Linked DNA regions of Homo sapiens: region 1 is linked to region 2. Evidence: read pairs that join two places in POLR2A ChIA-PET (ENCODE). Cell type or tissue: Panc1. All regions are shown on one strand. Links, peaks and the distances in the headings refer to the core of each region. The heading gives the core; the rest is flanking DNA. Region 1 has its middle 28 kb from the start of MDS2. Region 2 overlaps ELOA (elongin A).

Region 1 (5,374 bases), core at 214-5,213, 160 kb after region 2:
AAAAAAAAAGCACAAAAAACTGACAGGGGAGATTTACTTTAGCTGGGATGGGCAGGGAAGCCTCTGGAAGGAGGGAAGATATAAGCTGAGACCGGAAGGGTGAGAAGAAGCCAGCCCAGCAAAGAAAGAGCGGAAGAGCATCTCCAGGAGAGTGAGTTTGGTGGCTCAAGAAACTAAAAAGCCAGCGCACATGGGGAAAAGGGTGTAGACGTGCAGGAGGAGGCTGGAAGAGGGCAAGGCCAGATGTGTGCTGGCTTTAAGGATGTGCATAGGCTTCTGGTTTGATTCCAGAGCGGTGGGAAGCTACTGAAGCAAGGTTTTCAGCAGTGAAACTGGGGGATGTGGTTTGCCTTTGAAGAAGCCTGTTCTTTTTTTTTTTTTTTTTTTGAGATGGAGTCTTGCTCTGTCGCCTGGGCTGGAGTGCAGTAGCTCCAACTCTGTTCACTGCAAACCTCCGCCTCCAGGGCTTAGGCAATTCGCCTGCCTCAGCCTCCGGAGTAACTAGGATTACAGGCGCCCGCCACCACGCCCAGCTAATTTTTGTATTTTTAGTAGAGACAGGGTTTCACCATGTTGGCCAGGCTGGTCTCGAACTACTGACCTCAGGTGATCTGCCCGCCTCGGCCTCCCAAAGTGCTGGGATTACAGGCGTGAGCCACTGTGCCTGGCTTGAAGAAGCCTGTTCTTGACTGCTGTGTGGGATAAGGATTAGAGGCAAAGGCCGCAAGAAGGCAAGTTAGGCAACCGACGTGGCATCCAGGCAGGAGTGATGGCAGCCTGGACTAAGATGGGAAAACAGAGAGAACAGAAGATGGATTACAAACATGTCCTTGAAACAAAAGTCACAGGAGCTGCAGATGGATGGGATGAGTGGTGGGTTAGTGTGGAGGGTACTGGAGGGGACACACAGGTTTCTGGCCTGAGCGCCTGCAGGGTGTTGGTGCCATTTCCTAATCAGGGGAACCTGCAAGCAGGAGGGTTGGGTGTGGGAATCTGGTTTGGGGCATGTTCATTTGAGAAGTCTGCAAACCACCGAGAATCTGCCTGGGGGCAGCTCCAGAGGCCGTAGCAGTCTCTGGTCATTTGATGAAACAGGTTATTTCCTCATTTCCTCCCCGTATGAATGGTGAGCTCCAGGGCCAGGGACCAACTCTGCTTTGTTTTATAGCCCCAGCAGAGAGGAACGTGCCTTGCACTATGTAGATGCTCACGGAAGAGTTGGTGGATGAATGAAGCCGGAAGCTAGACCACCAGCTGAATGAATCAGCTCACAGACATGGTGATGTTTCTTCTGTTGTTGTTTGTTTGTTTGTTTTTGAGACAGAGTCTTGCTCCATCACCCAGGCTGGAGTGCCGTGGCACCATCTCGGCTCACTGCAACCTCCGCCTCCTGGGCTCAAGTGATCCTCTCACCTTAGCCTTCCAAGGAGCTGGGACTACAGGCACTCTCCTGACCTCAAGTGATTTGCCCACCTTGGCCTCCCAAAGTGCTGGGATTACAGGTGTAGGCCACCGTGCCTGGCATTTTTTTTTTTTTTTTTGAGAGGAGTCTCGCTCTGTCACCCCAGGCTGGAGTGTAATGGCGTGATCTCGGCTCACTGCAACCACCGCCTCCCGGGTTCAAGCGATTCTCCTGCCTCAACCTCCCGAGTAGCTGGGACCACAGGCAGGTGCCACCACGCCCGGCTAATTTTTGTATTTTTAGTAGAGATGGGATTTCACCATGTTGGCCAGGCTGGTCTCGAACTCCTGACCTCAGGTGGTCGACGTGCCTCGGCCTCCCAAAGTGCTGGGATTAGAGGCGTGAGCCACCGCGTCCTTCCTGTTGCTGATTCATTCACACCTATCATTTAAGACTCAGCTCCTCATAAAGTCTTCCTCATCTATAGTACTGGCTGGCCATGCCCTCCCCACTCCATGTTGACTTCATCAGCACCTATAATAACTTTATTTATTGAGCACTTTCTGTATGACAGGCATAAACTAAATGCTTTACAAGTATTAAATAATTTCGTCCTCACAACAATCTTATGCAGTGGGCAATTATTGCCTCCACTGTACAGACTTTGGAAACTGAGGTGCAGAAAGGTTAAATAATTTGCCTAAGACCACACAACCAGCAAGTGGCAGAGCTGGGAAATGAACCCAGGCAGCCTGGCTCCAGAGCCACATTTTTGGCCACTGTGTCCAAATGCTGCAGTCAATTGCATGCTGCATGTCTGTTCGTTTGTCTGTCTCATTTAAGAGCAAGAACTTGTGTCTCCTTATCCTCAATACCCCAAACAGCAGCTGGCACACAGTAGGTGCTAAATCAAGTCTGCCTTAACAGAAGCCAGCTTATAACCTTCTTCTTTGGATAGAAGGAGAAAGAGCTCCAGGGGAGAAAATGCTCTTCATTTTATGGTATTTTGCAACCATCTATCCTACATGATCATATTCATTTTCACAATAACCTCTGCTAGGCATGGGTTATCAGACCCCCCTGTCCAGTGAGGAAACTGAGGCCCAGAGAGGCTAAGAAACTTTCCTAAGTCACTCAGCTGATAGTTGGTGGAAAGGGTACGGAAACCCAGGTCTCCTGACTCCAAGCCCAGTGCATCCCTTAGCCAGGGAAGATGTAGCTGAACCCAAACCCAGTCCAAGGGGACTGGAGGCCCTGCCAGGTCAGGGGTCATAAATCACCCCCTCCCCCAGCGTGGTCAGGGAGGCTTTGGGGACAGAGGCCTGCTTCCCGTCCTCTCAGCCCTCAGGGTCTAACACCTCTTCAGAGCAGGAAACTCTTCCTTGTCACAGAGCTCTGGTCCTCCTTCCCCCCCTCCCCCTAACACTCCACACCACTCCCCTCCCTATCCCCCTCGAGGGTCCTGGTAAAAGCATCCGCTTGTCAGTGTAAATCTGCAGGGTTCAGACCAGCAGCTGGAGATGGATGGGCAGGAAGCAGTAACAATGGATGAAAGACCCTCTGTGCCCAGGTGGGTGGGGGAGGGAAAGGCAGGAAACAGAGAAACCGCCTGCCTATGGAGGCCTGGAGCCGCCAGCCGGCTGGAGGGAGGCCTGGGATGCCAGAACCCGCAGGGTTTATTTGGATTCCCCAAGGATCCAAGCTGGGGAGCCCTTTGCAAACATCAGACCAGCTCATCTCCATGGGGTGCCAGGCCCAGGACCTGTGCGACAAGAATGTCGCTTTCATTCATCATTGTTTGTCCCCAGGGCCTAAACCAGGGCTGGCTACACAGTAGGGGCTTGTTTTGCTGAATGAAAAAATTAATCTGGCACTACTAATAACTAAATAATTATAGTTTCATATTGATTTGCTTGTTTAGAAAAATAAAAAGGATTCCCAACCATCCCTTTTCCCCCTCACAGCTTTTTGCATATGCTGTTCCTTCCGCCTGCCGTGCTCTTTCCTCTGCTTTTTGCAAGGTCAGCTCCTTCTCATCCTCTAGTTGCAGCTCAAATAAAACTCTTCAGTGAAGCTCTGGGAACCTGCTAAGGTAACCCACTTTCCCTTTCCCCCTCTAACCCAGCACTGGGTGATTTCCTTCATGACACTTATTATCAGAGATCCTCTCATTTAATATGTATCTTTATTTTTGAACTTCCTGTCTCTCCCACCAGAATGTAAGCTCCAAAAGGGCTTCTTGCTCATTGTTGCATCCCCAGGGCCAAGGACTTAGAAAATGCTCCATAAATAGTCGTTAACTAGATAAAGAGACGAACACTTGAATCCCTGTAATAATGTCATTCACACCCTAGGCTCTGCCATCTGCTTCCTTGAGGAGAACAAAAGGAAGTCTTGCTCTTGCACTGAGGATTGTAAGCCCCAACCCACAGTGAGCTGCTATTTCCTGGGTCAACAATTGTGATGGTTGCAAATCATTTTAGGGCTTTGCTTTCCACACAACAATTTTTGAGTTTCATCAAAATCTGGGTGTGTACATGGTGGGGAGGCCAAGCATGGCAATGTTCCCTGTCTGTCCAGCATGCCACTATGGACACGGGTGGATGGGGCTAGTTCTGTTACCAGAAAGGGGTCCCAATCCAGATGCCAAGAGAGGGTTCCTGGATCTTGCACAAGAAAGAATTTGAGGTGAATCCATACAGTAAAGTGAAAGCAAGTTTATTAAGAAAGTAAAGGAATTAAAGAGTGGCTACTCCATACGTAGAGCATCCCTGAGGGCTGCTGGTTGCCCATTTTTATGGTTATTTCTTGATTATATGCTAAACAAGGGATGGATTATTCATGAGTTTTCTGGGAAAGGGGTGGGCAATTCCTGGAACTGAGGATTCCTCCCTTTTTTAGACCATATAGGGTAACTTCCTGACATTGCCATGGCATTTGTGTTTAAATTGTCATGGTGCTGGTGGGAGTGTAGCACTGAGGATGACCAGAGGTCACTCTCATCGCCATCTTGGTTTTGGTGGGTTTTGGCCGGCTTCTTTACTACAACTTGTTTTATCAGCGAGGTCTTTATGACCTGTATCTTCTGCCAACGTCGTATCTCATCCTGTGACTAAGAATGCCTTAACCTCCTGGGAAGGCAGCTCCGTAGATCTCAGCCTTATTTTACCCAGCCCCTATTCAAGATGGAGTTCCTGGTTCAAATGCCTCTGACAGTTCCATCAAACCTATTCATTTCCAAGGTAAACCAGGGCCCAGAAGTGCCAAGGTCACACACACACACATCAATCCAGAGCTTTACCAGCAGAGAGCTCAGTAGAGCTGCAGATTCACTGAGTCCTGATTCACTCTCTCATTCATTCATCATTCGTTTGTTCATTCATTTAACAAATACTTACTGGGCACCTATTATGGGCCCACCACTGTGCTAGCAATAGCCAAAGGCTCAGAGACTCGAAGGAACTAAGTAAAAGGCCCAGCCTACCTGACATAACTACTTCAGTGACTGGGCTTTGCCAAGTGTGAGAGCTGTCATGGGGTGGGGGAAGAAGCATTCCAGTGTCTTAGAAGGCAGAGAGATTCAGTCTGGGAAAGGCTAAGCTTGGGGGCTGGACAGACAGAATCCAAAATGGAGGAAAGTGTTGGCCATGACTAAGAAGCCAGCTTAGCCCTGCTTCTACGCCTGCTGTCGCCAGCCTGGGTTGCACTGGTACCCAGAAACTACCTTTAAGTAAAGTTGTTTGTGCTGTCCCAACAGTGTGGGACCCAGTCAACAGAGAAGGTCAAAGGCTACTCATTCACCCAGGAAACTCATATTAAGCACCTATTATACACTAGACCCTGTGCTTGGCACTGAACTTCCCATGGTGAAGGCGACACAGTCTGAGGCTTTGTCAGTTTGTGCCACATGTGTTATTCCAATTTTTTTTTTTTTTTTTTTTTTGGGATAGGGTCTCCCTGTCACCCAGGCTG
Region 2 (5,374 bases), core at 156-5,155:
ATTTTAGTAAGCTGGGCAAGGAGGTCATTTAGAAATTGGGTTTTTCCTCTTTCCCCTGACTCTTCGCACCAAGTCACATCCCTGATGTAGATACTCTTGGGGGAGGGGAAAACATCTGGCTCTATGCAAACAGGGCTCATCAAAAATCTTTATGTGCCAAAATGGATACTGACATTGCTATGAACAAATCTGTTTTTTCTTCCCTCCCTGCCTAAAGACTCCTAATAAGGGACATTAAATCATACACAACTGAATCTAAGATATGAAAAACTAGTTTCAATGACAAAGACTTGAACACACAGTTAAGAGATAAATTCAAGGTGGTAGACACCTAGAAAAAGCTATTCTAGGCAGCAGACATCTGGCACCTGACCCAAATGTTCATTTGGTTTCAGTTAAGAGGCTTCCTAATATTAGATTTGTGGGGCAGGCTAGGGATAGGGGTGGAATGGTGGTACAAGTAACCAAGAGAAGTAAAGTAATGCTTTACCCATTCAAAAATATAGCAAATTAAAACATAGTAACATTTGTGTCCTGTCACAATAGGCACCCTGCACAGCAATACACACTGAACAATGTCGAGTTTCTGCTGAATAGACTTCCTACGTTGCTCTGGAATTCGAAGTTGGCCTAACTGAGGTCTCCAGTTACAGAAAACACTGGCTCTGTATCCTGGGCTTTGAGAAAACTTATCAGGCTGTCACACTTACCATCCCTTCAGTCTGCTTGTCAGGTTCCTTAAGGACGCATATCTCAAATGTATGGCATCTACCTCTACCTGGGTCACAACCAAGTGGGTTTCTACTAGATCGGTGTTCCTTGACAGCCAACAAGGGAGCTGACACTGCCCTCCTAAGTTCTGATCTTGCTCCTGTTCAACTGGAACTTGATGGATCCCATGTGGTTTCCCCCATCCTGACGCTGTGGCTCAGACACTCTCCCTAAGCTGGTCCTTCCCTCCAAATCCTGCCTTAAACACACTCAGAAGGTAGAAAACACTTCAGCAGCAAAGTCCTCTTCCCAAGCCAACAGTTGTGTTCTTCCAATCACATGATCTTACCTTTTCAATAAAAGGCAAAACAAACCAATTTCCAACATAGCATTACAGCCTTTAAAACCATTCACTTCTCATAGTGATTCACAGAGAACAAGAGATTAAAGTGCTGGATTTTAAATGTCTAAAGTTGCCTTCAGGGCTACAAAAAGCCCTGCCGTGTGTGTTTTTCCTTCATGGTGTTGAGGGGAAGGAAAGATAGGGAAGGGCAGTGGGGAGAAACCCTAAAATTTTCAATCAGAAACTGGAAATTGTAAAAGTGGGAGGTGGGGAGTTCTGTGCAAATCAATCTCCCAAGGTTCTGCGTCCTCTAGTGAGCCTCAAAGAAAAAAAAAAAAACAAAAAGGTGGGGACTCGCAAAAAGGATGAGGGAAAGGCTCCAGACCTACAGAGCACCTCCCTTAATAAATACCAGTTAGTAAGAAAGAGATGCACCTGCACAGGAATGCACAGCAACAGTGGGGAGGGCCTGAGGTGGAGTCCGCCGAGCACCCTGTCGCCCCACTGAGGCTCCCTTGGGGACAGGCGGTCTAGTGCTCATTCCTTGCCCTACGTGCAGCAGGTACTGTGCAGGCTCTGGAGATGCCCAGTCCTCTGTCTGGACCAGAGTCCACACAGAGCTGAGCTGGGGCAGGAGACTGGCTTTCACTAGGCTTTCATCTGATTTTAATAAGGACCTGGAAGATAAAAGGCTAAATGTGTGGTAGAGGACAAAAAACAAAAACAAACCTGGGGGATAATATAAATACAATCTGGGGGCAATATTTATTAATTAAAACTACGTCTTATAGTTTACAAAGATGCTAATGAACAACAAAAGTATAATTGACCTTTAAAATCCTCAGTGAGACAGAGGCTTCACATCTTCAGAATTCTAAAGTGTGCTCCAGGCAGGGAGGCGGGGCTGTGGCACGCAGGTTCCCAGGGGCAGCACCTGCAGACTGCAGGACTCGGAGACCAAAAGGATCCACAAAGCAAGACTCCAGTCTCCTGTAGAATTCCATTCCCCAACCCCCACTGTCCTTGTATTCCTGCCTCCCCAGATTCCATTTCCAAGGCAAGTCCTCAGTTTATCGTCGGGAGAATCTGTTCTTGAAAGCTTTAATTGTCTTGGCCATCATTGGGGCAATTTCTGTGAAAAGAGAAACAAGGCAGCTGTCTCAGATCTGTGGCGGCTTAGACACACCCCCAGTAGTTTACAGTCAAAGCCAGCTCTGCTATTCTTGGCTGTGCACCACCAGGCAGAGATACAAGTAGTAACTATCTCCTCTGTTCACAATGCAATAAAAGCAACAGCACAGAGCAGACACTTTCGGAGGACCTGCCAGGGGCATGACCACCACTCTCTCTAACCACCTGCACCAAGGCTCAGAGAGCCTGGCCAACTTGCCCATGGTTGTACAGTAAGGTACAGAATTACAATTCAATCTCTGTCAGACTTTCTTGTTTTTATTTTTGTAAGGAAAGAGTCTCACTCTGTCACCCTGGCTAGGGTGCATTGGCACAATCACAGCACACTGTAGCCTCTACCTCCTAGACTCCAGAGTAGCTGAGACTACAGGAGTGTGCCACCATGCCTGGCTAATTTTTTTTTATTTTCTGTAGAGTCAGGGTCTCACTATGTTGCTCAGGCTGGTCTCGATCTCCTGGGCTCAAGCACCCTCCTACCCCAGCCTCCCAAAGTGCTGGGATTACAGGTGTGTGTGAACCACTGTGCCCCGGCCCTTGCCAGACTCTAAAGGCCATACTCAGTCATAACTTAACTTTGCCTCACAAATAGCCAAACCAGTAAACAGCACGTCTACCCCCAATCTGTCCAGTGTAGAAACAGGTCTAAGGTGGCTATGCAAGTACTGCCTAAGGAAGGCCAGCCTGCCTCCTGAATGGTTCATCTGAGCATAGCTGTAGCTCAAGCCAGGACTCCCACCCTCCCATGGGCCCTGCAATTAATACAGAATAAGACTTAAGTTAGGACATCCCCTTAGGATACTGGGGATAGTCTATGGTAATAAAGTTAACAAAATACAAAATAGACGCAACTAGATATAAAGAATAAATATTTGGAAGACCCGGCCAGGCATGGTGGTTCACGCTGGTAATCCCAGGACTTTGGGAGGCTGAGGCGGGCGAATCACAAGGTCAGGGGTTCGAGACCAGCCTGGCCAACATGGTGAAACCCCGTGTCTACTAAAAATACAAAAAATTAGCTGGGCTTAGTGGCGGGCACCTGTAATCCCAGCTACTTGGGAGGCTGAGGCAGGAGAATCGCTTGAACCTGGGAGGTGGAGGTTGCAGTGAGCCGAGATCACGCCACTGTACTCCAGCCCAGGCGACAGAGTGAGACTCTGTCTCCAAAAAAAAAAAAAAAAAAAAAAAAAAAAAAATAAATAAATAAATTGGAAGACCCAATTAGATATAAAGAATAAATATTTGGAAGCTAGAGTTATAAGACTATAAAAAAACAGTAAGAGGGCCTGTCATTTAGCTGTTAATATTAGTAATTATGAACACTGTGGTATTGCCTAGAGAAGTCAGTTTATATTTAGGTGAAAAAAGAAGAGTGCCAAAATGGTCATTCACAATGATATTTATTTATTTATTTAGAGACAGTGTCTCACTCTGTCATCCAGGCTGGAGGGCAGTGGCACAATCCCAGCTCACTGCAACCTCTGCCTGCCAGGTTCAAGCAATTCTCCTGTCTCAGCCACCCGAGTACCTGAGATTATAGGCACATGCCACCATGGTGGGCTAATTTTTCTATTTTTAATAGAGACAGGGACCATGCCTGGCCAGATACTATTTTCTACTTTCACTTTTTTTTTTTTTTTTTTTCCAGAGACAGGGTCGGCCGGGCACAGTGGCTCACGCCTGTAATCCCAGCACTTGGGAGGCCAAGGCGGGCAGATCGCGAGGTCAGGAGATCGAGACCATCCTGGCTAACATGGTGAAACCCCGTCTCTACTAAAAAATAGAAAAAATTAGGTGGGCATGGTGGTGGGCACCTGTAGTTCTAGCTACTTGGGAGGCTGAGGCAGGAGAATGGCATGAACCTGGAAGGCAGAGCTTGCAGTGAGCTGAGATTGTGCCACTGCACTCCAGCCTGGGTGACAGAGCGAGACTCCATCTCAAAAAATCCTCCCACCTCAGTCTCCTGAGTAGGTGGGACTACAGGTGTGTACCACTATGCCCTATTTTTTAATTTTTTGTAGAGGGTCTCATTATGTTGTCCAGGCTGGTCTTGAACTCCTGGATTCAAGGGATCCTCCTGCCTCAGCCTGCCAAAGTGCTGGGATTACAGGCATGAGCCACTGCACCCAGACTCACTATAACTATTTAAGAGATATAATGCACTATGGACAAAGCAGGGGGAAGGAGGGACTGACATTCAGACCAGCTATGTGCAAGGCATCATGTACATGCAACATGCAGTCCACAAAATGTAATACAGTGAATAATGACATTGAGAGTTAAAAACTAGTGCTGAAATAATATTTGAGCAGGAACTCCAAGTTACTTACTCTTCACAGTGGGTTTCCTAGGATCATAGGAAACAGTGCTGCTGACCACTGGTGCCAAGTGGGCACTGCTGGTGCTTGGGCCATCATAGGCCGGCTCCTCAGGGCTGGGGTTAAAGCTGATGCTACTGGCGGAAGCATGGCTGCTTCCCATGGGGTACGGGGCTGGCTTGATCCTGCAACACAGGACAACACTGGTTAGGCATGAGCACAAGAAATCTGCCCTGAGCATGAACAGCCTGAAGCTGGCCTGTGTGAGGATGACTCACCCTGTTTGTGGCTTTGACCAATGGACCCTATCACCCTGGATTCTGGTGGTGGCTCAGAGATGTCTCCATTATCCTTTCAGAAAAAATGATAATCTCAACTAACTTTTCACTGTTTTGGTATAAATCTGTATTTTGAAAAGGCTAATGTGGCTTAGACAAAATAACAATCATTGCAGAAATGTGTTTTTTGTTTAGATGGGAAAAGGGAAAGCATAAGGGAATGTTTCCCATAAGCCAGGCTTTGCTCTCCATTTAATCTTGACTACCCTAGGGCAGGGGTAATTATCACCTTGCACTGCAGTCCAAGAAGCGGAGGCTGAGGGAGGTGAGGGAAGTGCTGAGCTGATGAGGTCTGCCTCCAGAGCCCACAGTCTGCACTGCCTCACTTTCACCAAAAGCAATTTGCTTCCTGCCGCTATGGCTACCTCTAAGGGTTGATAGCACACAAAAGCCAGGTAAGAACACAGATCTTACTTGATTTTCTCAGGGACAGCTGCTCCTCCCGTTCCAAACTTTTCCTGCCTCCTCCGGACGTC

What was found. ChIA-PET counts read pairs that join two places held together with the same protein. Peaks named below come from ENCODE experiments on the same cell type or tissue, not always from the same donor. Only the 100,000 strongest peaks of a DNase experiment are listed, where the experiment ranks them.
Region 1: POLR2A ChIA-PET joins it to region 2 with 6 read pairs; 3 of 35 experiments call an interaction of 5 or more read pairs at or near these places.

Annotation. Positions count from the first base shown.
Region 1 is chr1:23,596,236-23,601,609 of GRCh38, reverse strand. No RefSeq gene overlaps it. Among named protein-coding and RNA genes, the nearest start is that of MDS2, 28 kb to the left of the region's middle. RefSeq lists enhancers at 407-466, 832-1,629, 1,630-2,427, 2,428-3,225, 4,024-4,821. In Panc1, for the core only: no CTCF peak of the experiment used is centred there; no DNase peak of the experiment used is centred there; H3K27ac peaks cover 1,396 bases.
Region 2 is chr1:23,756,324-23,761,697 of GRCh38, reverse strand. It overlaps ELOA (elongin A), which reads right to left. Exons shown (of 11, transcript NM_003198.3): 9 at 5,313-5,374; 10 at 4,573-4,745; 11 at 1-2,186. The coding sequence ends at 2,125. ELOA-AS1 (ELOA antisense RNA 1) reads left to right here. Exons shown (of 4, transcript NR_038280.1): 4 at 547-1,316. Among named protein-coding and RNA genes, the nearest start is that of ELOA, 16 kb to the right of the region's middle. In Panc1, for the core only: no CTCF peak of the experiment used is centred there; no DNase peak of the experiment used is centred there.